Regions from separate parts of the Homo sapiens genome. Here region 2 is linked to region 1. A link is a loop called in an ENCODE intact Hi-C map of the cell type or tissue named here. Cell type or tissue: HepG2. All regions are shown on one strand. Each heading gives the region's core, and the rest is flanking DNA. Links, peaks and the distances in the headings are about the cores only.

The links. A loop is a pair of places that touch in the nucleus more often than their neighbours do. Peaks named below come from ENCODE experiments on the same cell type or tissue, not always from the same donor. Only the 100,000 strongest peaks of a DNase experiment are listed, where the experiment ranks them.
Region 2: a loop joins it to region 1, with 3 times the contacts of the local background. A loop is called at or near these places in 1 of 110 quality-filtered maps.

Annotation. Positions count from the first base shown.
Region 1 is chr14:23,720,849-23,736,883 of GRCh38, forward strand. LOC105370409 (a long non-coding RNA gene) reads right to left here and starts at 8,894. Exons shown (of 6, transcript XR_007064083.1): 1 at 8,730-8,894. In HepG2, for the core only: CTCF peaks have their summits at 6,112, 6,896 (motif pointing right) and 9,313; DNase peaks (open chromatin) are centred at 6,913 and 9,303.
Region 2 is chr14:24,027,969-24,041,720 of GRCh38, forward strand. It overlaps the pseudogene DHRS4L1. Among named protein-coding and RNA genes, the nearest start is that of CARMIL3, 17 kb to the right of the region's middle. RefSeq lists a silencer at 8,283-8,422 and an enhancer at 8,873-8,962. In HepG2, for the core only: CTCF peaks have their summits at 6,350 (motif pointing left), 6,743 and 8,946 (motif pointing left); DNase peaks (open chromatin) are centred at 6,333, 6,733, 8,443 and 8,923; H3K4me3 peaks cover 1,281 bases; H3K27me3 peaks cover 374 bases.

The DNA.
Region 1 (16,035 bases), core at 4,858-9,857:
GAGACTAGGTAATTGACAAAGAAAAGAGATTTAATTGGCTCATGGTTTCAAGGCTGTACAGGAAGCATGATGCTGGCTTCCTTCTGGGGAGGCCTCAGGAAACTTACAATTATAGTGGAAGATGAAGGGGAAGCAGGCACATCTTACATGGCCAGAGCAGGTGGAAGAGAGACAGACGGGCGAGGTGCTACACACTTTTAAACCACCAGATCTCCTGATAACTCACTCACTATACAGTACCAAGGGGGCATGACAATAAACCATTAGAACTTCACCCATGATCCAGTCATCTCCCACCAGGCCCCACCTCCAACATTGGGGATTACGGTTCAACATGAGATTTGGGTGGGGACACACATCCAAACCGTATCACCACATGTGGTAATGAGCACTTGAAGTGTGGGTAGTCCAAATTGACATAGGCTTTGAGTGTAAAACACACACCAGTTTCGAAGACTTAGCATGAAAAATTAATTACTTTTTATATTGATTATATATTAAATGATTGTATTTTGGATGTGTTAAGTTGAATAAAATAAATTATTAAAAGTAATTTCACCTGTTTCTTTTTTACTTTTTTAAAAATGTGGCTACTAGAAAAGTTTAAGTGACTAATGTGGCTTGCATTTGTGGTTCACATTATATTTCTATTTGATTGCATTAAGCCATAGTTTTATTCTTGAACTGTTGATTCCAGAGAGAGATGTGTTAAATCCATCTACTCAGATTCATAACGGATTGTGAGGGAGTGTATCTTTTATCAACATAAAAAACTGTATCCTTCTTTGTCCTTTTTAATGTCTTTTGCCTTGAATTCTACCTTTTTCTGATTTTCATATTTCTATGCTTGCTTTCTTTTCATGAGCATTTTACTTGATGTATCTTTCTCGACTCCTTTATTTACAAATGTCTTGCTTGTTTTTATTTTAGGTGAATCTTTTGTAAATCGTATATAACTGTTTTTCAAAATAAAGTTTGAAAGATTCTTCTTTTTAATATATTAATGCAATTTGTTCACATTTATTGGGATTGTTAATATGTTACAATTGGTTCCTGCAAAGTTCTTTTGTGTTTCTAATTACAAGGCTATCTCTTTTCTGACTTCTGGTATATTGGGTTAGTGGCCTTCCATTCTTATCATCATTATTCACAATGGGGGTAACACCTTTGCCAATGGCTGCCTGGCAGAGGGTAGGTACTGGGGAAGGGACCATCTTGGCCAGCTCCTCTCAGCACAGCACCTCTCAAACTGTCACCCCGACCACCTCCTACCTTCCTGTGTCTGCTGCCATCCAACTCAGGGCGCCATAACTGTTCTTACCTTTGGACACAGTCTGCTCTTCCATGACTTTGGGCGATGGTTTATCTTTCAGTGTGACTCCATTCCTCAAAAATTTTGGTTAATTGAGAACACCAGTTCATGTTTTCATGCGCTGCTATTGATTTTTTTCTTTTTCTTTTAACTTTCTTTTTTTTCTTTTTCTAATGATATATTGTGCAGGGACAGGCAGGAGTGTGGCTTAATTTATAATCTTTATCTCATTATGGTGTATTTCTGCTTTTTTCTGTATGTATTATTTTATTTTGATGTAATTTTGATTATTCAATATTTGCATACACAATGTTGTGTCCTGATTTTCCACTTAGCATTTTAACATAAGCATTTCCCCCATACTATTATGAACCATTTAAAAACTTTCATTTTACTATCTGCATAGTCCCATCAAGGAAAAATGTCCAAAATTCCTTATTATTGTGAATTTAGGTTATTTTCACTTTTCTGCTATTATAAAAAGATGATAAAGTTACTTGCGCATATAGCTATGTTTTATTTTGAATTGTAGTCCTAGGTGGAGTGTTGAGCTTCTTATAGATTCCTAGCAAAGAGTATAAGTCATTCAGATTTGCTCTAATTTTAGTAAGACAGTGTATGTGCTCAGAGCACAAAGCTTCTTTGTGCTATTGAGGTTCTTGTGTATCATGTGTCACTGAAAACCAGGAGGCTAGGACAAATCTTCAACTAGGATTAGGCCTAGATTTAGGATATAGTATTATAACTGTTTGGATGCCTGTGGATACTGTAGAATGTTCTTGGCTGACATCACTCTCAGGAGGGTGAGTTATGGCAAAATCGACCACATTTTCTGGACTAAGATGGGAACACATCTCATATGTGCTTCTTTATCTGTACTATTCAATATGATAGTCATTAGCAACATGTGACTATAGCATGTGAAATGTGGCTAGTCTGAACTGAAGCCTGCTGTAAGTATACAATGCACATATAATTTTTCAGTATAAAAAATATTTGGCCAGGCACAGTGGTTCATACCTGTACTCCCAGCACTTTGGGAGGCCAAAGCAGGAGGATCACTTGAGCCCAGGAGTTCGAGACCAGCCTGGGCAACTGTTCAATATGATAATCATTAGCAACATGTGACTATAGCGTGTGAAATGTGGCTAGTCTGAACTGAAGCCTGCTGTAAGTATACAATGCACATATAATTTTTCAGTATAAGAAATGTTTGGCCAGGCATGGTGGTTCATGCCTGTACTCTCAGCACTTTGGGAGGCTGAGGCAGGAGGATCGCATGAGCCCAGGAGTTTAGAACAGCCCAGGCAACATAGGGAGATACTGTCTCTACAAAACATTTAAAAATTTGTCAGGTGTGGTGGTGTGCACCCGTAGTCCCAGATACTCTGGATACAGAGGCAGGAGGATCTCTTGAGCCCAGAGGTCGAGGATGCAGTGAACACTGATTGCACAACTGCACTTCAGCCTGGGCAACAGAGTGAGATCCTGTCTCAAAAAAAAGTTAAATATATCATTAATGTCTTTATATTGATTTCATGTTGAAATATATGGCTCATATTATATTTATTTTGGCCGGCACTGTTATAGTTCATTCATTAGAAGATCAGGGATGTATGAAGCCATGTTTCTTACCTCCTCTTCTGTAATACCTTATAAGTAATTTTCTGATACACTTAATTAACACTGCAGAGGGACAATCTATTTCATCTGCATCAGCAGCAGCTCCGTTGCCGTCCTTGAATCTGAGCATGTGAATCTAAGGTTCATGGTTTCCTTTCTGCTCTGTACTTTCTAGCACTCCTGCTTCCTGAAGGTCAGTGGAGGTTCTCAGGGACTATGTTAGGTGCTCAAGAGCACTTGGAATAACTTCGAAACAGGAAGCTTTAGATTAAAAGTGCACTATTGCATAAAGTAGTTCCTACATGTAGGAACATGTAGATTTGCCAGTTTATTCATTCAACACTTATTTACTGAATGCTTCTATGTGCTAGTCACTGATGTAGACACTTGAGATACGCCAGAGACCAAAGACAGAGATCAGTGCCATCTTGGAGCTCACATTCTAGCAGGGGGTATGAACGGTAAACAATAAACATTTAAATAAGTCAACTACATAGGATGTTGGAAGGTGATAAGTAGGGTAGAAAAGAAAAACAATAAGAGGGATTCAGAGTGCTGGAAGTAGTGGGGATAGACTGCAACTGTAAACAGAGTGATCAGAGCGGGCTTCACTGAGAAGAGACATTTTAGCAAAGACTTGAAGGAGGGAAGGATGATAGGTGTGTAGACATTTGGAAGAAAAACATTTCAGGTAGAGGCAACAGCTGTGCACAAGGCTTCAGGCTGGAGTGTGCTCAACATGTTTGAAAAACATTAAGGAAGCAGGGGTGGCCAGGAGGAGAGCAGTAGTGATGTCAGAGGTAAGGGGGCTTCACAGATCACTGAGAGCCTTACAGGCCATTGTAAGACTTGGGCTTTTACTTTGAGGGCAACGGGAGCCACTGTGGGCTTTAAGGAAAGGAGTCACCTGCTCTGGCCTACATGTTTAAAGGATCACTCAGACCTCATGTTGAGGTTAGACTTCAGGTAGGCAAGGAGAGAGGTCATGGTGGCCCCACTAGGTGGTAGCAGTGGAAATGGTGACAATGTTACATTTTGATGTATAGTGAAGATGGAATCAACAGGATGTTCTGACAGGTTGGATGTGAGGTATGAGACAAAGATAGGAATCAAGGATGACTCCAAGTCTTGAGCCAGGGCTATTGGAAAGATGGAGTTGCCTGCCATCAACAGAGGAGGGGAAGGCGGCAGATGGAGCAGGTTTGGGAGAAATATGGGGAGTTACATTTGCGTAATTATATTATCTATTGCTCTATAACAAAACATCCCAAAATCTAGTAGCTTAAGACAATGACCATTTATTATCTCACAGTTTTTGTGGGGCAGGGATTCAGGAGTGGTTTAACTGGGTGGGTTGGGCTCAGAGTTTCTCATAAGGTTCTAGTCAGGATGTGAAGCAGGGCTTTAGTTTCTGAAAGTTTGTCTGGGGCTGGAAGAGCCACTTCTAAGATGGCTCACTCAAGTGGTCACTGGCACAAGGTGAGCCTCTTCATAGACTGCCTGAATTTCTGTGTAGCTGGCTCCCTCCAAAGCAAGGGAGCCGAGAGAAAGAGAGAGGAGAGCTTAAGAGAGAGCAACCAAGATGGAAGCCTCAGTGCTTTTTCTGACCTGGTCCCCAAAATCGCATGCTGTCATTTTCACCTTTTTCTATTCATTAGGAGGGAGTCACTCCAATTCAGTCCCATACCAAGCCCCAGATCTGAGGAGCTGCCACCAGTTCTGCTCCCGATTCTCTCCTGGCTCAGGTTTCTGAGGCTGTCTCAGTGAGTTTAGACTCACTGGCACCTGTCCCATGGGCCCCCTCTGGGCTGTCACAGGGACACCTCACCTGCCCACAGCCACAGCTGAGAGAAGACACCTCTGCCCAGGCCCCTTCCCAGCCAGAATCCAGGAGTATTCCAGGGGCTCCCACTGCCCCTGTAGACCCCATGCCTGACGTGCTCCCCTGCGAGGGCTCAGTCCTCATCTCCCCCAACCTGACCCTGTTGGCAGAGACTGGGTGCTGTGATCTGGATGAGCCATCCTGTCCTCAGGGAGGCTTTGTCCCGCTGACCAGGCCTCTCCTCTCTCCACCTGCCCCACTTTGTCTCTGTGGTTCTCACAGTCCATGACCTTCCTGGCCCATCTCTGCCCAGGCCAGCCTCTTGCTTTTATAAAAAACTGAAATTTCAGCACCTGCCCCAAACAGGGCCCCACACAGGGCTGGTGTTTATGCCTTGAGAATTCTTACCTCTACTCATTAAAGCAGAATGAATACAGCAGCCTTCTTGACTTCCTCCCCTGATATTATTTTCAGTGACCTGTTTTTCTGGAGGGTGCTGTGCCCTGCGGCGAGTCTGTGCAGCAAATCACAGTGAGGTGGTTTTTAGCCAAGTGTTCCCGGGGGGCAGGGCACATGCCTCAGGTCCCTTTTTCCTCCATGACTCAGCGGTCACATAGAGAGCAGCAGCGCAGACCCTCAGTGCCTCCCCTCAGTCTGGTCCGTGGGACTCCAGGTGAGCAGAGGTGCCGGCTGAACGGACAGGCCCCCTTCCCCTCCTCTTTCTGACTTCAAATCCCAAGCAGGAACGCAAAGGCCCTGGCCCTGCTGCTGAGCCAACCTTTGCCCCATATGGAGAAGATGGGGTGAGGGCTCCATGGGAGCTGGGGAGACTTTGCCTTGCTCTCTGCTACCCCGAGGCAACACTGGGGGATGGGGCCCAGGAAGTGGAATATCCCAAGGAGAGCAGGGTGGAGTGTGCCCTGGATGCCAGGCTCTCATGTCACTTCCTAAACCACGTCTCCAGGCTTCTTGGGCCCCACAGGATGTGACCAACACAGTGAAGGGGAACATTTGGAAAGAATGTGGCGGGCGGACTCCACACCCAGAGGGGAGCCCCAATCACCTCTGACGTGCTCTGTCGTCTGAGAAACGCAGGCCAGTGGTAGCTGCAAGGATGGGACAAGGCCATGTGGTATAGCCATGAGACCTTAACCTTTCCAGAGAGGCCAAAAGAAGCTCCTTCAGTCCCTCCCCTGCTGGGGTCTCTCATGGCGGAGCTACTCTCCACCTTTTGCCATTCGTCTGGGCTTGTTTGAGTCCAAGTCAGCAACTAGTTACTGCTCCTGCTCCGAAGTGAGATTTGCAACCCAGGCCACTCTCAGTGCATTTTCCTCCTGTGGGAGTGGCCGTCCCCAGGTGGCAGCCTCACACTGATGGCTCCATGTTCCCAGGTCCTGTTCTCCAGAATTCCAGATGCTGATTGGCCCTGCCTGGGTGCTAGTTCCTAGGAGTCCTGGGGCATCTGAGCAGGGGAGCTTGTGTCGGACCTTCTCAGCTCTAACTTCCCCAAAGAAGTCACTTCTTCCCAGAGACCCTGGCACTGTCCCTACTTTCCCTTCTTTCCTCTTCCTCAGTTCTGCCTCCTCGTCACTTGGAAGCTCATTTTCTGGAAGCAAATAGCTTCTTAATTAGGTACATCTTCCACTTGTCATGCCTGTCCGCTTCTAACAGGGGAAGGCCTGTGGTGCTGATTGCCTCTGCTGCTGTCTGTGCACCTCAAACAGTTAGTGGGGAGTTTGGGGATAGGGCAGTGGAGTGGTTGCCAGGATGAGGGAGGTAAATATTGATCCCGCATGATAGTAAAATCCAAGTGCACAACACTGGATGCCTGTCCTGCCCACATTTAAAACTGCACTTATTGCCATTATCTCATTTAGTTCCTAAAGCCCCAGGGCTGCCATGTGTGGTTGTATAGGTTGTTCACTGCACAAGGTCGCCTAGTCTAGAAACAAGTAGGAGCTGAAATCCAGTCCATGCTCTGCTTGACAAGACATGTACCCTGGCTTGGGGCTACATTCACCCGAAGAACAGGGTGGCTTTACTATTTGCTCTCACAAAGTCAGGCACTAGTGGGGCTGCATAAGCTCAGAAGAAAGTTTTTTTAAAAAATTTACACCAGGGGGCACTATAGGCTATCAGTGTCCCTGCATGACATTCCTATGACTGTCACAGAGCAGGCCTGATAAACTCCCTGTGGCAGAGGAGGAGATTGAGACATGGAGATGATAAGTGACTTGCCCAAGGGCGACCAGTCATGGTAGAGCAGGAATCTGGTCATGGGTCTCTTTAGTGCATTTCCCTGGCTCTGCACCCTAAGCAATTCTCTCTGGGCTAAGCATGGGTGAACACAGCCTCTGCCTTCCTGACTTTTCTTTAAGCCCAGGCTTCATTCCGCTCCTGCTCAGATTTTGTTCACTGGTAATTTCCTGGAGTGGAGTGGGAGAAACATGTGAGTGCAGGTGTGAGTGCTGGTGTGAGTGCAGGTGTAAGTGCAGGCATAGTCATCCTCCATAGCCTTGGGGGTCTAGCAAGAGCCCCTCTCCTCCAGCGCAGTGCACCTTATCCATTTCATTTCCTTCTTAGATGCTGGAGGCCTATACCACCAGCAAAACTGCACTGCTGGGACTCACCAAGCCCTTGGCTATAGAGCTGGCACCAAAGGGTATCCAGGTGCCCCGCCTGTTGCCAGGAATCATCAAGAACTGACTTTAACCACATGATGAGGGTTCAGCAGCTCCCAGTTGCCCCCACCAACCACTTTGTTGGTTTCCCCAGTCTGGCCATGGCTTTGTGAGACCAGCAGCCTCTCACTTCCTGTATCTGCACCAGGGCTGTCCTCTCTGGGAGCAGTCGAGGGACTGCAGACCCAGCACTGAGCAGGGCCATCTGCCCACAAGGGCATGAGTCTGCCATGGCAGCCTCTCTGGCCCTTCACAGTTCTATTTAGCACTGAGCCTCTGAATTTTTTCAGGTTGAAGATAATCTGGCTCTGCAAAACTCCTTTAAAAACCCCTGTGGATAGCAGAGACAGGTAGTCTTCTCCAGGGGAGACAGGGCTCTCGGACTGTATCCTCACCTATCAGCCCGTCCTCTCACAGAGTCTGGGGATGCACAGCCCATGAGGTGGGATCTGGAGGGCATGAGGGGCCCCACCATATCTCTCTATGGAGCCCAGGCCTCTGATGGGCCAGGGAGGTGGGATTCAGGGCTGGAGGTGGTGCTGGGCCCTATGTTCAGAGCAGCAGGACCAGCGATCAGAGTTCATTAGAGCATAGGCTGAGGCCTCAGTTCTGTTCTCTTTCCATGCAGGGGTTAAGAGGACTGTGCAGGAACCATGTCCTTCCTGCACTCTACAGATGCCAGCTACGTCACTGGGAAGAGCATCCTGGTGGCCGGCTTCTCCCAGAGGCTCTGCAGGCTGTGACTCTGGGTATAGATACTGCACTTTACCCTGGGGACCAGATAGTGATTGGATAGGAGGATGAATGAAAGCCAGGCCCTCGGGGGTGTCATAAGTAGCAGGGGCCAGTTTGCACATAGAATTCTAAGACAGACCCAGTGTAGGGCATGACTGGGGATGGGACAGAGTTGCTTCTTGAGATTTACAGAGCATGAATCTATGGGTTTTTGTGTGTTTTTCTTGGCAGCAAACTTGTTTTGAAACTCCTAACCTGGCCTCCTGGTGTGGTTGGCAAATACAAGTAGCTTCTTTGCCTACAAACACCATCACTGTCTCAGTGGCCTGTTTCCTCACCACTGCCCCCATCCTTAGGAGCTCCTTCCTCTGTGTTTGTCCCAGGATTCAAGCATCTTGAGAACCTAGAAAAGAGAAGCCTTTGCCTGAGGAGTTAAGGATGTGGATCATTAAAAGTGGTGCCAAAATGCCCAGGAGTGCAGCCAACAGCCCACCCCTAGGAGGCCAATGACTCTAAGAGGAGATTCACTCAGTTTTCTCCCTCCCCATTTTCTCACCTGGGAGCCCTGGAAATGATCCTGGATTAGGAATGGAAGATCTGCTAAGAAAGAATTCCTCCTCTGCCACCGTCTTTATCTCCCTGGGCTTCTGTTTCCCTGGCTATTAACTGAGGAGTTGGACTGATAGCCCCACGTCCTCCCCTCTGGCTTTCTGTGAGATGCCACTCAGTGTTTCCCAACACTCTGGCCTCCAGGTCACAATGGTCTCCGTGGTTCCGGCTCTCCGCAGTGGCATGTGCCACTCTGAATGCTGTCACCATTGCAAGGTGATGTCCCCTCTCATGTGGTAGCAAACTTAACCTATCAGGGAGCAAAGAAGCTGAAGAAATCTGGGGCCTTCAAGGGGCATTGCTCAGACCTCAAGCTTCACCCCACACAAAGTGTGCTGTGACACTCCAGTCCTTGTCTCCACCTTCTCCAAGCTCACACCATTAGCTCTGCTGTCTTCTTGTCTATGCTGTGCCATGTCCCCTGTCCCCTGCCTGGCCCAGCCTCCCTGGACCCTCACCTGTCTACCCCAATGGCTATTAAACTGTCACTTCCATCTACCCCTGCAGTTCCACTTCTGTCCACTCTAAGCAGTGGCCTGCCTGTGTACTCCCCAGAGAAAGCAATGGCGATGAGACGGCACTCCTTTAATCTCCCCTACTCTGATCCAAACTTACATCTGCTTCTGTTCTTACCAGAAAGTTCACATATCGGTGGAAGAGGTGCATCTTCCCTCTCCAAGGGAATCTTTCCATATTCACGTTCACTCAGAATCTCATTTTCTCCCACCCCTCTGGGCACCTCGTTCCATGAGCCATCTTCTCTCTTATCTGCAGCTTCAACCTCTTGGAGCACTTTAATCTAAAAGCAGAACAAAACCAACCAACCAATAAAACTCAGACTCTCCAATATCTAGTCATCCTCTAGCCATCATATTCCTTCACTCTTCCCCATTGTAGTCCCCCTCTCTCATGCCATCTGAAAGTTTTGTTGTTGTTGTTTTTGTTTGTTTGTTTTGTTTTGAGATGGAATCTCACTCTTTCACCCAGGCTGGAGTGCAGTGGTGCAATCTCGGCTCACTGCAACCTCCACCTCCCAGTATAAGCAATTCTCCTGCCTCAGCCTCCTGAGTAGCTGGGATTACAGGCATGCCCCACCATGCCTGGCTAATTGCAAGTTTTATTTTCCTACATTTTTGGGTATTTAGAGTTTAGAACCCTGTTACTCTCCACACACTCAAATACTCAGTAGGGTCTTCAAGGATTATTTCCCAGCCTCCCAGGAAAGCCTGTAAGCCTGTTATTATCTACGGTTTTATTTTATTTTCTGTCTTCTCAGAAATTTGCCATTTCTGGAGTATTTCTACAAGGGGGCTTGGCTGCCTGGGCAATCACCTCTTCTTTCACTTCAGTCCTGCTCCAGGGAAAAATTCTCCTAAGTCTCTGGGGAGAGGGGAGCAGCTATCTGCCATAGATTTTCTTCCCAGTTCTGGAAACAAGTTCCTGGCCATAAATGAAAGTCATTGATTTTCAGACGAACTTCCAGGACACATTCCTGACCCTTCCCAAGGGAGTTTACAGTGTGTAACCCCCTGGACAGCTCATAACAGAACTGGGCTGGCCTCTTTCTGCTGGACATAGGGGGCCCCTGTGGTCCATGCTGGAGCTCCAACCCAGCAAAGACGTGTCCCCACTCTCCCCCAGTTGGTATCTCCAGGCTCACAAAGGGGCACTCTGTTTTCCATGGCCACAGCCATGAAGCATTTGGACACCATAGAAGGAGTCATACTGGATGTGAGAAGTGGAAAATTTCCTCGCCCCCACGGAAGCATGGAGATTTACCATGTGGGAATCCCTTCATTAGGGCTTCCAAAGTATGTATTAAGATTCCCAAGCTATCCATATGTCTATGTGTAGAAAAAAGGTAAAACTATATAAGTCACAAACCATTATTTCTTTGGCTCCAGCCCATTTGCTCCTAAGGAGCATGAGGGAGTGTGGTTTCCTCCCACTCCAGTTTTAAGGCACCAGCTACATTTGCACATGGGCTTCATAGACTTTTGCAAGTGGGGGATCTTTCTCATCCTCTCTCCACCTTCTTTCTTCTGCTCATAAAGGAAAGTACATCATACAGTAGCTGAGCCCTTTCAAAAGTGCTGGTGAGGAAATGTCTACCCTTCCCTTCACTTTGTTACTTCCTCCTGTAGTCTGAGGAGGAGCTAAACTGAAAGGTCACATTACTGATGGTGTCTTACGGAAGCAAGGCAGTCTTCTCCGGCTCTATTCTTCTTGGACCACCTGGACTTAGGCAAGCAGGACTTATTTCTGCTAGAACTAGTTGGATTTCTGCTGTGGGTTAAGGATGTTTTACCTGACCTTGCTGAGTACATCAGGTCAGTCCTACTCTGCCAGTTACCTTCAATTTGGAGAGCAGGGAGAGGAAAGCCTTGTTCTCCAATTCAGCATTAACAGTACGAAGGTTACCCTGACTTTGATTCCCATCTGTCTTCTTCCATATAATTCTCAACTTCCTAGAACCCACTAGGGAAGCAAGTGTGATTAGCTCCTTCCAGTGACTATCCCAGTCAGGAAATTGATAGAATACATTTCCTTCCTCTCTGCTCCAGTTGGGCCTGCTAAGAACTCTTGGCTTACTCAGGCTGTTCTAAGGATGAAACTCCTGCTAGGACACCACTGCCTGTGGCCATGAATGTTGGTTCAGATGTGGGTCCTGCATGCCAGTGCTAAGTGTGCTACATTTCATTTACTGCCAAAGCCATTCATGTCATCTCTTGTTTCTGCTAAAGTCAAAGGCCTTGACTGCTGTGGGAACAACAGTTACCAGTTCTCAGGAGGGCTTGTGTTCTCAAAGATGAAATGCTTCTTTTTAATCACACTTACTTAAAATTTTTTACAATTTCATTTTTAAAATCTTGTCTTAAGTACTGGAATTGGACTTCAGGAAAGCTAACAACAATGTCAAGCAGAATCACTGGGAAGTTAAGATTCTTCCAAGAATACTTGTTCAGTTGGGCATACTCATTGCTTTTCAGACAATGATGGGTGAATCCGCTCCGTCAAGCTAGCATCCTTGCATTTCCAACATTATACAACAATTTCTGAATGTATCATTGCTTTAACAAGATGGCCCAGTTCCATCTTGATCTTTTGTGCCGTATAAGGCAGCACTTAGAGAACCTCTGGTTGCTGTGCCAAGGTACAGTGAAACTCAATGAGCCAGATCTACACTCAGCCTTCCTACCCCAGCCCCGCACACGATGCTGAATAAAGTAAGAAACAGAATGAAATTTACATTGCAACATAAGTTTAAAAGTATGCATACAAAATGCCAACATATATTTTAATAAGAATGTATACAAATAAAAAGATACAAATCAAGTGTATTAGAGTGGATGCCTTTGAGTTTGAGGGGAGGGCAATGGGAGTGAAGGTTGAGAATAGAAAGGAATAAGTAAATAAATAAATGAAATAAGAGTGGAGCCTTGGATACACAAGCTAGAGCAATGGAGCAATGGAACAAACCCTGGGTCCTGGGACTGGATGTCATAGCCAAGACAAGCCCTGCATGGTGGAACCACTGAGCTTATAACTCCTTGCTGCCCTCCTTCAATAAGGAAGGATCTTTATGCTTGGCTGGGGCCACAGCTGTACCATGAAGGTAAAGAACGGAGGCGGAAGTGATGAAGCAAGAGAAGGAAATGGACTGCTCCACATGAGGAAGGGCAGGGAGCCACTGGAGAAAGCAAATAAAATATCTGGGAAAATATCTGGTGGAAAAAGTTTGCAAGGGTAAAAGGAAGATGAGAGAGAGATAGAGAAAGAGGTCCCATAGGTTGTGTGTATGTGAGAAAGTACTGATATGTGGAACTTGAAGGTTGCTGGGTCCTAGAGAATGAGCAAATTTGCATAAGAAGCCCAGGAACATTCTGGGAAGACAGCAATGCATCCACATCCTCTTTCAATGGATTTAAAATCAGGATTACCTGTGGCAACTTGACCAAGGGCCAATAAAGCTTCTAGCATATAATATAGCAGAATATGTTCATGATCTCCTGGTAGGGAAATATTTCTTTAACAAGATGCAAGAATGCCAACCATACAGAACAGATTAATATATATGATAACATTAAAATTAAGAACTTTCCTTTTAAAGATGGAATCTCACTCTGTCACCCCGGCTGGAGTGCAGTGGTGCAATCATAGCTCACTGCAGCTTCTAACTCCTGGGCTCAAGGGATCTTCCCGCCTCAGCCTCATGAGTAGCTGGGACCACAGGTGTGCACCACCATGCTTGGCAAGAACTTCTTTTTCTCGATAGATGCTATTCACAGTATTAGAAGGTAAGCCACAGAGTGGGAGAAAACACAAGCAACAAACAACCCAAAAGCAAAGGGCAAGAGACTCAAGCAGACGCTTTACAAAACGGGATTTCTAAATGACCCATGAACATACGAAAAGGTGCTCAGCCACATTAGTAATCAGGGAAATTCAAATTAAAAAATGTAAGATGCACCAGAAAGTTATGAAAGCCTGACAATACCAAGTGTTAGTGAAGATATGGAGCAATAGGGAGCACAAATATACTACTATTGGAAGTTTAAATGGATACCGACTTCCACTGTGGAAAACAGTACAGCATTTTTTACTGAAGTTGAACATACCTTAAGGGACAGCAACTCCACTTCTAGGTACATAAACAACAGCAACATGTGCACCGTGTAGCTTTATTTGTAATAAACCTAAACTGAAATAATCCAATATTCATCAATAGGAGAATATACAAATAAATTGCGGTCTAGTCATAGAATGGCATACTATACAGTTATGAAAATTAATAAACTGAAAATGTATATAATATCAAAGACTGTATATATGTATATATACTCAAATGTAATATGGAGTTAAGTGAATCAGTCATAATAGAGAATATGTTGTATAATTTTATTTATGTGGTGTTAAAAGAAACAAACCCACAAAACTAAACTATAGTGCACAGGAGTACACTTAGTGCTTTGGCAGTAGGGATCTAAAGAGAAGCAAGGTGGTGGTTGGCCGTGACAGTCAGAACACTGATGGAGGGGTAGTAGAGAGAGGGTGCTCACAGGGGAGGATGAAAGGGTCTTTGGGGTGCTGGCAATGTCTGTTTATTGGCCTGGGTGGTTATATGGATATTTACCTTGAGATAATTATTGTGCTTGTGGAACATTTTTGTTTTGCAAACTCCATTGTAGGTGTGTTCTACTTCACAATCTAACTGGACCCCTACCTATCACCATATACAAAAATTAAGACAGATTAAAGGCTTAAATATATAAAACTTCAAGCTATAAAAATCCTCAAAGAAAACCCAGCAAATACTCTTCTCAATATCTGCTTTGGCAAATAATTTATGGCTAAGTCCTTACAAGCAATTGCAACAAAAACAAAAATTGCCAAGTGGGACCTAATTAAACTAAAGAGCTTCTGCACAGCAACAGAAACTATCAAGGGAATAAACAGACAACCTATAGAATGGGAGAAAATATTTGCAAACTATGGGCTGACAAAGGGCTAATATCTAGAATCTATAAAGAACTTAAATCAATAAGCAAAAAAAAAAAACCATTAAAAGGGGGGCAAAGGACGTGAACAGACACTTCTCAAAAGAAGACACATGAGCAGCCAACAAACATATGAAAAATGCTCATCATCACTAATCATCAGATATGTCCTTATGTATGCAATGTTTAGCTCCCACTTAAAAATGAGAACATGCAGTATTTGGTTTTCTGTTCCTGTGTTAATTCGCTTAGGATAATGGCCTCCAGGTGCATCCATGTTGTTGCAAAGGACATGATTCTGTTCTTTCTTATGGCTGCATGTTATTCCATGGTGTATATGTGCCACATTTTCTTTATTCATTCTACTGCTGATGGGCATCTGGGTTGATTCCATGTCTTTGCTATGGTGAATAGCACTACAATGCAAAGAATGCAGAGAAATGCAAATCAAAAGTGCAAAGAAATACCATCTCACACCAGTCAGAATAGCTTTTGTTATAAAGTCAAAAAAATAACAGATGTTGGCAAGGCTGCAGAGAACACTTATACACTGTTGGTGGGAATGAATATAAGTCTAGTCACTGTGGAGAGCAGCTTGGAGATTTCTCAAAGAGCTAAGAGTTGAACTACCATTCAACCCAGCAATCCCATTACTGGGTATATGCCCACAGGAAAATAAGTCATTCTACCAAAAAGACACGTGTACCCATATGTTCACTGCAGTGCTATTCACCATAGCAAAGACATGGAATCAACCCAGGTGCCCATCAGCAGTGGATTGAATGAAGAAAATATGGCACATATACATCATGGAATAATATGCAGCCATAAAAAAGAACAAAATCATGTCCTTTGCAGCAACATGGATGTATCTGGAGGGATTATCCTAATCAAATTAATGCAGGAACAGAAAACCAAATACTTCCTGTTCTCACTTATAAGAGGGAGCTAAATATTGGGTACACAAGGACATAAAGATGGGAACAATAGATACTGGGGACTACCAGAGGAAGGAGGGAGAGCAAGGTACAAGGGCTGAAAAATTATCTCTTAGGTACTATGCTCACTCCATGAGTAATAGATTCATCTGCCCTCCAAACCTCAGGATCATGTAACACACCTTTTAACAAACCTGCACATGCACCCCAGATTCTAAAATAAAGTTGAAAAAAAGTTGCTCCCTCTCCCTCTCCGTCTCCCTCTCCACAGTCTCCCTCTCCCTCTCTCTCCACGGTCTCCCTCTGATGCCGAGCCGAGGCTGGACTGTACTGCCACCATCTCGGCTCACTGCAACCTCCCTGCCTGATTCTCCTGCCTCAGCCTGCCGAGTGCCTGGGATTGCAGGCGCGCACCGCCACGCCTGACTGGTTTTTGTATTTTTTGCTGGAGACGGGGTTTCGCCGTGTTGGCCGGGCTGGTCTCCAGCTCCTGACCGCGAGTGATCTGCCCGCCTCGGCCTCCCGAGGTGCCAGGATTGCAGATGGAGTCTCGCTCACTCAGTGCTCAATGTTGCCCAAGCTGGAGTGCAGTGGCGTGATCTCAGCTCGCTGCAACCTCCACCTCCCAGCCGCCTGCCTTGGCCTCCCAAAGTGATGAGATTGCAGCCTCTGCCCGGCCGCCACCCCATCTGGGAAGTGAGGAGCATCTCTGCCTGGCCGCCCATCGTCTGGGATGTGAGGAGCCCCTCTGCCCGGCCGCCCAGTCTGGGAAGTGAGGAGCCCCTCCGCCCGGCAGCCGCCCTGTCTGGGAAGTGAG
Region 2 (13,752 bases), core at 6,242-11,241, 310 kb after region 1:
GAAATGGATACATTCCTCGACACATACACCCTCCCAAAACTAAACCAGGAAGAAGTTGATTCTCTGAATAGACCAATAACAGGCTCTGAAATTGAGGCAATAGTTAATAACTTACCAACCAAAAAAAGGCCAGGACCAGATGGATTCACAACCGAATTCTACCAGAGGTACAAGGAGGAACTGGCACCATTCCTTCCGAAACTATTCCAATCAATAAAAAAGAGGGAATCCTCCCCAACTCATTTTATGAAGCCAGCATCATCCTGATACCAAAGCCTGGCAGAGAAACAACAGAAAAAGAGAATTTTAGACCAATATCCCTGATGAACATCGATGCAAAAATCCTCAATAAAATACTGGCAAACCGAATCCAGCAGCACATCAAAAAGCTTATCCACCATGATCAAGTGGGCTTCATTCCTGGGATGCAACGCTGGTTCAACATACGCAAATCAATAAACATAATCCAGCATATAAACAGAACCAACAACAAAAACCATGTGATTATCTCAATAGATGCAGAAAAGGCCTTTGACAAAATTCAACAGCCCTTCATGCTAAAAACTCTCCATAAATTAGGTATTGATGGGATGTATCTCAAAATAATAAGAGCTATCTATGACAAACCCACAGCCAATATCATACTGAATGTGCAAAAACTGGAAGCATTCCCTTTGAAAACTGGCACAAGACAGGGATGCCCTCTCTCACCACTCCTATTCAACATAGTGTTGGAAGTTCTGGCCAGGGCAATCAGGCAGGAGAAGGAAATAAAGGGTATTCAATTAGGAAAAGAGGAATTCAAATTGTCCCTGTTTGCAGATGACATGGTTGTATATCTAGAAAACCCCATCGTCTCAGCCCAAAATCTCCTCAAGCTGATAAGCAACTTCAGCAAAGTCTCAGGATACCAAATCAATGTGCAAAAATCACAAGCATTCTTACACACAAATAACAGACAGACAGCCAAATCATGAGTGAACTCCAATTCACAATTGCTTCAAAGAGAATAAAATACCTGGGAATCCAACTTACAAGGGACGTGAAGGACCTCTTCAAGGAGAACTACAGACCACTGCTCAATGAAATAAAAGAGGATACAAACAAATGGAAGAACACTCCATGCTCATGGGTAGGAAGAATCAATATCTTGAAAATGGCCATACTGCCCAAGGTAATTTATAGATTCAATGCCATCCCCATCAAGCTACCAATGACTTTCTTCGCAGAATTGGAAAAAACTACTTTAAAGTTCATATGGAACCAAAAAAGAGCCCACATTGCCAAGTCAACCCTAAGCCAAAAGAACAAAGCTGGAGGCATCACACTACCTGACTTCAAACTATACTACAAGGCTACAGTAACAAAAACAGCATGGTACTGGTACCAAAACAGAAATATAGACCAATGGAACAGAACAGAGCCCTCAGAAATAATGCTGCATATCTACAACCATCTGATCTTTGACAAACCTGACAAAAACAAGAAATGGGGAAAGGATTCCCTATTTAATAAATGGTGCTGGGAAAACTGGCTAGCCATACGTAGAAAGCTGAAAGTGGATCCCTTCCTTACACCTTATACAAAAATTAATTCAAGATGGATTCGAGACTTAAATGTTAGACCTAAAACCATAAAAACCCTAGAAGAAAACCTAGGAAATACCATTCAGGACATAGGCATGGGCAAGGACTTCATGTCTAAAACACCGAAAGCAATGGCAACAAAAGCCGAAATTGACAAATGGGATCTAATTAAACTAAAGAGCTTCCGCACAGCAAGGGAAACTACCATCAGAGTGAACAGGCAACCTACAGAATGGGAGAAAATTTTTGCAATCTACTCATCTGACAAAAGGGCTAATATCCAGAATCTACAATGAACTCAAACAAATTTACAAGAAAAAAACAAACAACACCATCAACAAGTGGGCAAATGATATGAATAGACACTTCTCAAAAGAAGACATTTATGCACCCAAAAAACACATGAAAAAATGCTCATCATCACTGGCCATCAGAGAAATGCAAATCAAAACCACAATGAGATACCATCTCACACCAGTTAGAATGGCGATCATTAAAAAGTCAGGAAACAACAGGTGCTGGAGAGGATGTGGAGAAATAGGAACACTTTTACACTGTTGGTGGGACTGTAAACTAGTTCAACCATTGTGGAAGTCAGTGTGGCGATTCCTCAGGGATCTAGAACTAGAAATACCATTTGACCCAGCCATCCCATTACTGGGTATATACCCAAGGGATTATAAATCATGCTGCTATAAAGACACATGCACATGTATGTTTATTGTGGCACCATTCACAATAGCAAAGACTTGGAACCAAGCCAAATGTCCAACAATGATAGACTGGATTAAGAAAATGTGGCACATATACACCATGGAATACTATGCAGCCATAAAAAATGATGAGTTCATGTCCTTTGTAGGGACATGGATGAAGCCAGAAACCATCATTCTCAGCAAACTGTCACAAGGACAAAAAACCAAACACCACATGTTCTCACTCATGGGTGGGAATTGAACAATGAGAACACAAGGACACAGGAATAGGAACATCACACACCCGGGCCTCTTGTGGGGTGGGGGGAGGGGGGAAGGATAGCATTAGGAGATACACCTAATGTTAAATGACGAGTTGATGGGTGCAGCACACCAACATGGCATATGTATACCTATGTAACTAACGTGCACGTTGTGCACATGTACCCTAAAACTTAAAGTATAATTAAAAAAAAAAGACTTAAACGTAAGACCTAAAACCATAAAAACCCTAAAAGAAAACTGAGGCCATACCATTCAGGACATAAATATGGGCAAAGATTTCATGACAAAAACACCAAAAGCAATGGCAACAAAAGCCAAAATAGATAAATGGGACCTAATTAAAGAGCTTCGGTGCAGCAAAAGAATCTCATCAGAGTGAACAGGCCATCTACAGATGGGAGAAAATTTTTGCAATCTATCCATCTGACAATGGGCTAATATCCAGACTAAAAATACTTAAACAAATTTACAAGAAAAAAACAAACAACCCCATCAAAAAGTGAGCTAAGGATGTCAACAGACCCTTCTGAAAAGAAAACATTTCTGCAGCCAACAAAAATGAAAAAAGCTCACCCTCACTGCTCATTAGAGAAATGCAAATCAAAACCACAGTGAGATACCATCTCACACCAGTTAGAATGGCAATCATTAAAATGTTAGGAAACAACAGATGCTGGAGAGGATGTGGAGAAGTAGGAAGGCTTTTAGACTGTTGGTGAGAGTGTAAATTAGTTCAACCACTGTGGAAGACAGTGTGGCCATTCCTCAAGGATCTAGAACCAGAAATACCATTTGACCCAGCAATCCCATTACTGGGTATATACCCAAAGGATTATAAATCATTCTACCATAAAGATACATGCACACATATGTTTATTGCAGCACTGTTCACAATACACAGACTTGGAACCAACCCAAATGCCCATCAATGATAGACTGGATAAAGAAAATGTGGCACATACATACCATGGAATACTATGCAGCCATAAAAAAGGATGCGTTCATGTCCTTTGCATGGACATGGATGAAACTGGAAACCATCATTCTCAACAAACTAACACAAAAACAGAAAACCAAACACTGCATGTTTTCACTAATAAGTAGGAGTAGAACAATGAGAACACATGGACACAGGGAGGGGAACATCACACACCAGGGCCTGTCTGGAGCGTGGAGGGCTAGGGGAGAGATAGCATGAGAAAAAATACTTAATGTAGAGGATGGGTTGATGGGTGTGGCAAACCACCATGGCTCATTTATACCTATATAACAAACCTGCAAGTTCTGCACATGTATCTCAGAACTTAAAGTATAATAATTTAAAAAAAAGAAAAAAATTTAAAAGAAATAAAAAAGGAGGGGTTGGAGCATGGGAGAAAGAAAAGAAAAGCAATTTGAAGGACAGTATGTATAGTGTCATCTCATTTGTGAAACAATTTTTAAAAGAAAAATGCATGTAAATGTATAAGAAACTGCTGGAAGGATACACAAAGCCAAGAGCTATATGAAGAAGGTAAAGGAACCATAAGGAAGAGTTACCTTTCAGTTTTCACATAACTTTCTATCCCTTTTTAAAATAATAAGCATGTTATAATTTAATGAGTAGATGTGTTGATTTGAAAAACACACTGATCCTGAAAGTTAAAATTCCAATTCAGAGAAAATTGATTTCTATGAAAAGTATCAATTCCCCAACAATGCGAGAAAAATGAAGTGTAACTATACAACACAAACAGTAATTGAGGTTGTCATCATTCACTCTGATTTCACATATAGAATTTAAAACACCCGACTGGGCACAGTGGCTCACACCTGTAATCCCAGCACGTTGGGAGGCCAAGGCAGGAAGATCACTAGGTCGAGATGGAGACCATCCTGGCCAAAATGGTGAAACCTCGTCTCTACTAAAAATACAAAAATTAGTTGGGTGAGGTGTTGTGCTAGCTCACCAGGTACTGTAGTCCTAGCTACTCAGGAGGCTGAGTCAGGAGAATTGCTTGAACCTGGGAGGCAGAGGTTGCAGTGAGCCAAGATTGTGCCACTGCACTCCAGCCTGGTGACAGAGCAAGATGCCGTCTCAAAAAAAAAAAATTTAAAATGCCGCAGTCCTTCATGGACTGAACAAAACAAGATGAATGTGGGAATAAAGACAAAGGCAAAAGAGTATATTTGGAAGAAAGGATCAGGAGGCTCCTTGCTTCTAGTGAACAAGGGTGCTGAGCTTCTACAGCCCTTCGTATTTATTGAGTAAAGGAGATAGGGAGAAGGTGGTGGTTGTCAGTCAGCTGCTTGGCTTAGTGCAGGCTTGCATGACTGCATTCTTTGAACAGTAGTCTCCAGATGTTCCAGCAGATAACCTCAAGGAGCACAGCACCAGGGAGTGATTGCCCTCAGCAAACCTTCTGGCAGCAGGTGCAGAAGTGAGTTTGTACACGTTCTGCATTCATGATAAACAGTTTGCTGTTTGATCATGCAGCCTTCAGTGGAATGCTGAGTTGGTCACAACCCTCAGGCCTTTGGCTCCCTACATTAAAACACCCATTTCACCAGATTGAAAATATTCAGTAAAATTTCTGAAAAGGACTTAACACTTGCCAGCACTTAGTAAGGAAGTGCTCAATAAATACTGTTAACACTGTTACTATTATTTCTCTGCCTGGCAGTTGTCCTAACCCCACACCAGACCTCCCACATTGCCTAATCCTGACTTGTGTCAGTGATGCATGACTCAGCAGTGAATCTGGGACAGCTATTGCAAAATGCAAGACTTAAATTCCACCCCAGGTGAATTCTCTTCTGGACCACAGGCAGGCCTTGAAAAGGATGGGAGTAGAGCCCTCAATCATGGAGGCATTTGTCCCTCAAGATAGGCAGATGTTACCACCTCCATACAAGAACAATCCCATTGCCTATTACAGTTCCCATTTCAAAGAGATACTCCCACATATGCATGTATTTCCCTGAAGGATATCTTGTTCTTTTTTTTTTTTTTTTTTTTTTTGAGATGGAGTCTCTCATTCTATTGCCCAGGCTGGAGTGCAGTGGTGTGATCTAGGCTCACTGCAACCTCTGCCTCCCAGGTTCAAGCAATACTCCTGCCTCAGCCTTCTGAGTAGCTGGGATTACAGGCACGTGCCACCAGGCCTGGCTAGTTATTGTACTTTTAGTAGAGATGGAGTTTCACCATGTTGGTCAGCCTAGTCTCGAACTCCTGACCATGCCCAGCTAATTTTTGTATTGTTAGTAAAGACAGGTTTTCACCATGTTGGCCAGGCTGGTCTTGAGCTCCTGACCACACCCGGCTAATTTTTGTATTTTCAGTAGAGACTAGGTTTCAGCATATTGGCCAGCTGGTCTCAAACTCCTGACCTCAAGTGATCTGCCCACCTCAGCCTCCTAAAGTGCTGGGATTACAGGCATGAGCCACCATGCCCGGACCAAGATTTCCTGCTCTTATCTCCAATAAGCCAGCTTGATGAGGAGTAGTGCTAGAGATTCCCACACTTCTTGACTTCCTTCTATCCTTTTCTGCTCACAGGCCCCCTCCCTAATGTCCCCTGTGCTCTCCGCAAAAGAAATAGGCTGGAGGCCCAATAGCAACCCTGCCCACACAAGGGAGGGCCATGTGATGTTCACCAAGCTCCCAAGCCACAATTCTCTTTTCCCAGAATCCTTTGCTCTTTGAAGTATAGTCTTGCTCACCTTCCTGCAACCCTCAGCCCCTCAGTGGCCGTGTCTACCTCTGAAGAGAAGGGGAAGAGAGATCAAACGCCCCCTGCAGGCCTGTCCGTTTGAACCAAGCCTTGAGAACCCCCACAGCCGTCCTCCTGTGTACCCCCACCCCAGCGCCACACACAGATGGAGAGCCCTGGTAAAGGTTCCCACAGTGCATTAGCTCCAAACAGTGCAAGAGGACAAGGAGTGTGGTGCTTCCAGCCTCTGTCAATAGTTCATGAGGCTCAAACTAAGGAGCACCAGTCAGAGTCAGTTTTCCCTGGACATGGGGAAAATGATACTTAAGCTCTCCTGTCTCATCGGGATGTGCTGAGTAGCAAAGCAGAGTACTGCAGCTGTAACTTCTTGGCTGAGGAAAACACTATCAATACAGTGCAGGCCGTCCTATTACTTGCTCACTATACGCCACCGTTTGAATGTCGAAACCCTTTTTTTTTTTTTTTTTTGAGACAGAGTCTCCATCTGTCGGTCAGGCTGGAGTGCAGTGGCATGATCTCGGCTCACTGCAAGCTCCGCATCCCGGGTTCATGCCATTCTCCTGCCTCAGCCTCCCGAGTAGCTGCGACTACATGCACATGCCACCACGCCCGGATAATTTTTTGTATTTTTAGTAGAGACCGGTTTCATCGTGTTAGCCAGGATGGACTTGATCTCCTGACCTTGTGATCCACCTGCCTCGGCCTCCCAAAGTGCTGGGATTACAGGGTGAGCCACCACGCCCTGCTGAATGTTGAAATCCTTTTTCAGCTGCTCAGCTGACCTGCACATACACTAAATGAATCTTGAGCAAACATGAATTCTATTCAAAAGTCATGCCTAGAACTGGATTTTACAAACCAGGATTCTTTCCCCTCTAATTGTAGGGACTGGCATAAGGCTGCAAAACTGGTGATTTCACCAACAACACATCTCCAAACCTACCCATCTGCTTTCATCATCTTTTCTAAAAGAAAACACTAACACACAAAAAAAGAAGCAAACGTATACTCCACAATAAAGGACTGTTAAATAAGCTTAGCTTTATGAAACTCACTGTAATTGTTTCCTTTTCTCATTTTGCTTTGAACTAATGAAAACGCTGCCATGAACCAGCACTGCTTCTCAGTCTGGCTTAGGAGGCCAGTGGGTTAAACTAATTCAGATGCTTACATTTGGGTCTGTTGGGGCCTTTCTACAGTGTACCATAAGCCATCCATATTTATTCATTCTCCCGGAAACCCAGGAGGGAGATCATTTCAGCCCACTTGGCAGAAGTGGAGACTGAAGTCTTGGACACAGAATTTATAGCTGGCAAGGACTTTATTCATCATCTACTCCATACCCTCAGTAATTTACAGATGAAGAGTCTGGCCCAGGGCACCAATAATAATCACTACATGGTGGCAGTAACTACTATGTGCTTAGTAGCTTACAGTTCATAAAGAGATTTTGCATTCAACAAATATTTATTGAACTAGGATGGAGGCTAAGACCTGGGGACAGAGTGGTTAGGGAGAACTTGAGTGCCCCGAGTTCTTTGCATTTCCACCACTGCTTGAGGGACTGTCCAGCCTCCTCGCTACCACTTAGCCCCTGTAAAGGAGGAAGTCCCTTTGGCGAGGGATATGAGATCCTGTTTGGCCAATGATCATTGTCTGCAACATGGAGACCTTGGGCAGAGGGAAGGGCAGTGCCAGGCCTGGTGCAGCTACTCCCTATCACGTCTCTCTCCCAGGCTGCTCCAGCCTCACCTGGTGGACTCCATGGGGACCACAGGCCTCACCTCCATGGGCAGTCTCAAAACATTTGCCCTCCTGTGGGCTGTCACATACATAGACCCAGACTTTCTTGGAGAAGGAATTCTGAAGAAGCAAAAGCAACCAACTCAAAACCCCCACTTCCCCAAGAAGAAAAGGTGGGCAAGCAGATGCAGAAAGGCAGCAGCCAAAGGCTGCGGGTTCCTGCGGGGGCCAGGGGAGGGGCGAGCCCTACAGGCAACTTGAACGGAGAGCGCTTTGATCACCCGCCAGCCCGGGAAGGCAAGCCCCAGTCAGGCGGAAGGTAGCTGGCTGCGGGGCGCGGCGACTGGCGGGCGGCGGGCGGCGGGAGGCGCCAACCGCCACAGACGACTCCCAGCTGGCTGAGGGCGGGGAGGGAGCAGGCAGGGAAGCGGCCCGCCCTTCGTCCTGCCCCTTCGCCCTACTCTGTCACCTCGCTGGAAGGAGTGGAACCCAGACTTGCTGGTCTGATCCATGCACAAGGCGCGGCTACGAGGCCACTGTGCCCGGGCAGGGAAGTCGGTGCGGTTGGCCAGCTCCGGGATGACCCGCCGGGACCCGCTCACAAATAAGGTGGCCCTGGTAACGGCCTCCACCGACTGGTGAGTGTTGGTGCCGGAGTTTCTGAGGCCCTGGCTGCCTGGAAACAGGCACTGGTGTCTCGTCCTTTGCCTCCAGTGCCCCTGTCCTCAGACCTCACATACCGCCAAAGTCTGGCCATGGAAAAGAAGTAGCCACGTGGTCCGCCCGAAGCCCCTCCGAATCCCCTGGCCCTGGACCCTCCCTTGCCTGCCTTCGTGTCCCTGCTGCCTCTGGCACAACTGTGCCTCCTCTGTGAAGTCCCATCGATCTAGTCCCCCCAGTGTTCTGGGCTGCCCCCGTCAACCAGCACCACCTAGCGTCCGGGAAGACCAGAAACTAGAAATCCAAGGGAATCTGGATTTCAAAATCATATCCCAAGGCCTCCAGCACTTTGAAAATGTACCAGACATTCTATTTGGGCACCGGAAAGTCTCCCGGAACCCCTCCCCCTTACCTAGATGGGACACCAGAGCCAAGTGTCGAGATTTTTGTTTAGGTCGGTACATCTGGGCCGACCTTCGCCAGCCTGTTTCTCACCCACCTCTCTTCTCAGTCCTGGTTCTCATTTCTACAGGACTTTGCTAGATGCCAACTCTTCACAAAACTAAAATACAAATGTAGGTAAAATGCTAATGGCTGACAAGTGCAAAATGTGTAACTCTTCCTCCCAAGGCAATATTTACATTTTTGACCGGAGACCATCTTTTCACATGCACCCCAAAAAATAATTAAGGATAGAATTTTCAGAATGATGTAGACTAGTAAGAAAGAAACCTGGAGGCAGGGCTGTTCTGAGTGAGACCCTCAAATCACGGAAGTGGCTGCTGCTGCAAACCCAGCTCATTTCTCACCTCTCAGTCCCAAGAGGGGATGAAGCCTGTCACCCATGGTGGGAACTGTAGAAAGTGATGTCAGTTCTTGGGAACTGAGGCTGCAGTCCAAGATGATAATAAAAATAAGTAAAGGAACGCCAAAAATGGCTGTGCCATTAAGCCTGTTTTACACGTAGTAGAGACACATGGAGGTCATATAGAGAAAGAGCCAGAATTCAAAACCGGGCAGTCTAACTTCAGAGCCCATGCTGTCCATCTCTTCCCCTGCACAAGCCTTAGCAGTCTTTGTCTCTGCTCACAGGATCGGCTTCGCCGTCGCCCAGCGTCTGGCCCAAGACGGGGCCCACGTGGTAGTCAGCCGCCGGAAGCAGCAGAATGTGGACCAGGCAGTGGCCACGCTGCAGGGGGAGGGGCTGAGCATGACGGGCACTGTGTGCCATGTGGGGAAGATGAAGGACTGGGAGCGGCTGGTGGCCACAGTGAGCTGCAGGGAAATGGGCACAGAGCCAGGAGGTGGAAAAGGGAGCCAGCCTGAGCCTCCTTCCCTGCTTTCCTGGACAGCATTGGTGAGATCCAACGCAGTGATGTTAACTAAAACATAACAGTGTGTTCTGCATACCCAACCAGCCCACCAGCACGTTTTTATTGTGTGCCTTTCTATTATGTCCATATATTAAAGTTGGAGAATAATCCCATCCCAATCAGAGAATGTTAAAACATTCTAATGCTTCAACCCTGCATCATCCCTTGCATACCCCAAAGAAACCGCTGGTACTGGTTCTCCAGTAATTTTCAACCTAACTGGACAGATGAGAAGGGTAAATACAATCACAAAATAGATGTTCCCACCCATGAGCTAATAAACATTCCCCTCTTCTTCAGCTTACAGAGTCAAGTCCCTGGGAACTTCAGGAAGCAGCCCACCATGTTTCAACCACTTACTATGTGCCATTTCCTGTGTTCAGAGCCTTACACAGGTTATCTCTAGACCTGACAACAACCCAAGCAAGGCAAGGACTATTCTCTCGGTCTGCAGACGCTGGCTCAGATAGCTGGAGCAACTTCCCAAGGTCCCACAGCCAGTAAGGAAAGACCCAGACCTCCCAAGCTCCCTTCCTTTATTGGCTGCCTGTGGACTACCAGGTACTGGACTTTAGTCTCAAAGAAAGTATATAAGTCAGTGTCACAGTTAGTAGTGGATACCAGCCTTCCAGCTGCCGAAGGAAATATGAACCATCCAGCAAAGCAAGCTCCTCTTCCCTTGAGGCTCAGGATACACACTTTATTTTCCAGAGTGGAAGGGAGAATCTACCCAAAAATGGAAAGTACAGGGTTGTGCTAACAGATTGGAAGGTTGGCAGAAATAATTTGCATAATCTTAGAAGAGGAGGATCTTAAGCAATAGTAGACAGTAGCATGGTAGACAGTATAGGGTAATTCCGTTTTTAAGGAACTGTCTGGCAAATGCTCAAATGTGCATTGGAAAGAGCCAAATGTGAGTCCTAGAAAGTCACCTTGCCTGGCCTAGGCTGGTGGACAGAGCCCAAGATTGGGGCCTTGATCCTGATGGTGGAAGGAGCCGTTTGGGAGTCTGGGTCAATTAGTGACTAACCATATCACATGTAAGTAGCAATGTAATGTGAAAACCCTGTTGGGAAAACATCCTGTGGCCCCCACCAGGTTCACTTAACATGGCCTACAGGCCTGGCCCAGAGGTGGTACTTGAGCTAAACCTTAAGGAATGGATGGGAATGGACAGATGGAATAGTGACGAGGTTCCAGATAACTCTGCAAAATGAGCAGACAGCCAAGGAGGAACTGAAGGAAAGAGAGGAGCACTGTCAGGCCACAATGGAGAGCACAGGCTCAGGAGTACTGCTGGGGAAGGGGCTGCATTGGAAAGATAGAGGCCATGGGCCTCCATATCTTTTTTTTTTTTTTTTTTTTTTTTTTTTTTTTTTTTTTGTGACGGAGTTTCACTCTTGTCGCCTAGGCTGGAGTACAGTGGCACCATCTCGGCTTACTGCAACCTCTGCCTCCCAGGTTCAAGCAATTCTCCTGCCTCAGCCTCCTGAGTAGCTGGGATTACAGGTGCCCACCACCATGCCCAGCTAATTTTTGTATTTTTAGTAGAGACGGGGTTTCACCATGTTGGCCAGGCTGGTCTTGAACTCCTGACCTCAGGTGATCCACCCACTCAGCCTCCCAAAGTGCTGGGATTACAGGCGTGAGCCACTGCGCCCGGCCATAGCTTCTTAAAAGGATACGTTAAGGACCTTAAAAGGATATAGCCTCTTAAAAGGATATGTTTACACACTCTTGTAGCAAATAAGAAGCCATGTGAGGTTTTGAGCAAGAGAAAGATGGTTATTAGGAAAGCTAATCTGGCTCTGGTAGGAAGGATATACAGAGGAGACACCAAATCCAGGGCATCAGTGAGGAAGCTGTTGCTGTCGTCCAGGTTTAGAGCAGTGGCGGTGGGACTGGAATAGATGTGCCCAAGAGACATTCAGTGGAAACGAACCAAGATTTTCCAACCCCATGTCAAAAAGTGGGAAATAGAGAAGTCAAAAATGACTCTCAGGTAGTTTGTATGACCATTGTCAGAGAGGAGAATGATAGAATACTTGTCAGCAATTTGAAATGTCTTCTGCCAGTTGTCACATGTTACCCTGCAATGAGAAAAGCCACTGCCCTGAGAATGGATACTACCCAGTGGCCTCCTCATCTGCACACCACGAAGCTTCTCACTGGTGTTGTAAGTGGAAACCAGAGTAGCTGCCTATCTGCTTGATTATATTTTTTCTTAAAAATGTATAACTATCAGAACACAGAACAAACAGCTCCTAACCACTTTAGTGTAGTGATCACACAATTTAGAACACTTAGAAGACATCTTTTTCTTTTCCCCCCAGAGACAGGGCCTCACTCTGTTGCCCAGGCTGGAGTGCAGTGGCATGATCATAGCTCACTGTAACCTCCAACTCTTGAGCTCAAGCAGTCCTCCCCCGTCAGCCTCCCAAGTGGCTAAGATTATAGGCATGCACCACCACGCCAGTTCATCTTTTAAATTTGTTGTAGAGTTGGGGCTTTATTGCCCAGGCTGGTTTTGAACTCCTGGCCTCAAGCGGTCCTCCCTACTGGCCGTACCAAAGTGCTAGGATTATAGGTGTGAGCCACCACACCCAGCCTCATTCATCTTTTATGGTTTGCTGTCTCTGTTCATTCAAAACCCAGCCTCCTCCCATCTCTGTGCTGACAGACCTGGAAGTAGAGGGGCATGGGGTATGCAGCAGAGTAGAAAATGTCTCCAGGTGATTCTGGAGCAATCCACTGTCTTCTCCCAGCCCAAACACACGTGCACTGAGCACAGCACACATCACTTATTAACTTATTCTGCACCTCCCTAGTAACAAGTACATTGGTGAGACTTACACAGAGCCAAGGCAGGTGACTTGGCTTTGTGCCAGGATACCAAAATTTAAAGGGTGCAAGAAAGTATTCATACTGGTTTTAAAAGAGTACTTGACTTTAAATTTTGTTAGATTTACACGTTGACAGCCCAGGCATTTCTTCAACTGTGTTGAAGGTTAGCACCTAGTTAACAAGAATAATTAGTTAAAATGGGAAGCTAGCAGATGGTGTACATTGTTAATAACACCCCTCCGTGGGCCAAATCCGGAGCACAAAATTGACCAAGGGCCCATGTACTGCTACTTGCCCAAGGCATCAAAATTGCCAGTTCCAGGCAAATGCAAAGTCTGGTTTCAGGGTGGCTTTGTACTGAAAACCCTTGTTGGCAGATTCTGCTTGGCCATTCATTACTCTAGCACATGCCTCACTACCTACTTATAACTTATTAAGGAGGTGAGATGTTGCCTTTCTTGGCTTTCTCAGTTTAAATTTCCCTTTCTGCCTTGAATCTTTCATGCCTCCAGGTCAAAAGAGAGAGACAGAGACAGGGAAAATGACATCATAACCAAATATGGAATTGCTTTAAATTCAGGCTGGTATCTTCTCCCATCATGGCTCTCCTGGGCAGCCGGTTTCCTAATGACCCCAGCTCACTTTCAGAGGGCTCTTACGAATTAGCTCTGTGCTACAAAGTGGGAGACTGACCTCAGTTCTTCCACCACTAACTAGCTTTATGCCCTGAACAAATCACTTTCCCCAACACGGAATAAGCAGGCCTCCTGTTCTTAGCTAGCCCCAGTGTGTTACTACTGAACTATATGATCTTGAGAAAATTCCCTGAACCTGTTTCATCATCTCCACCTTA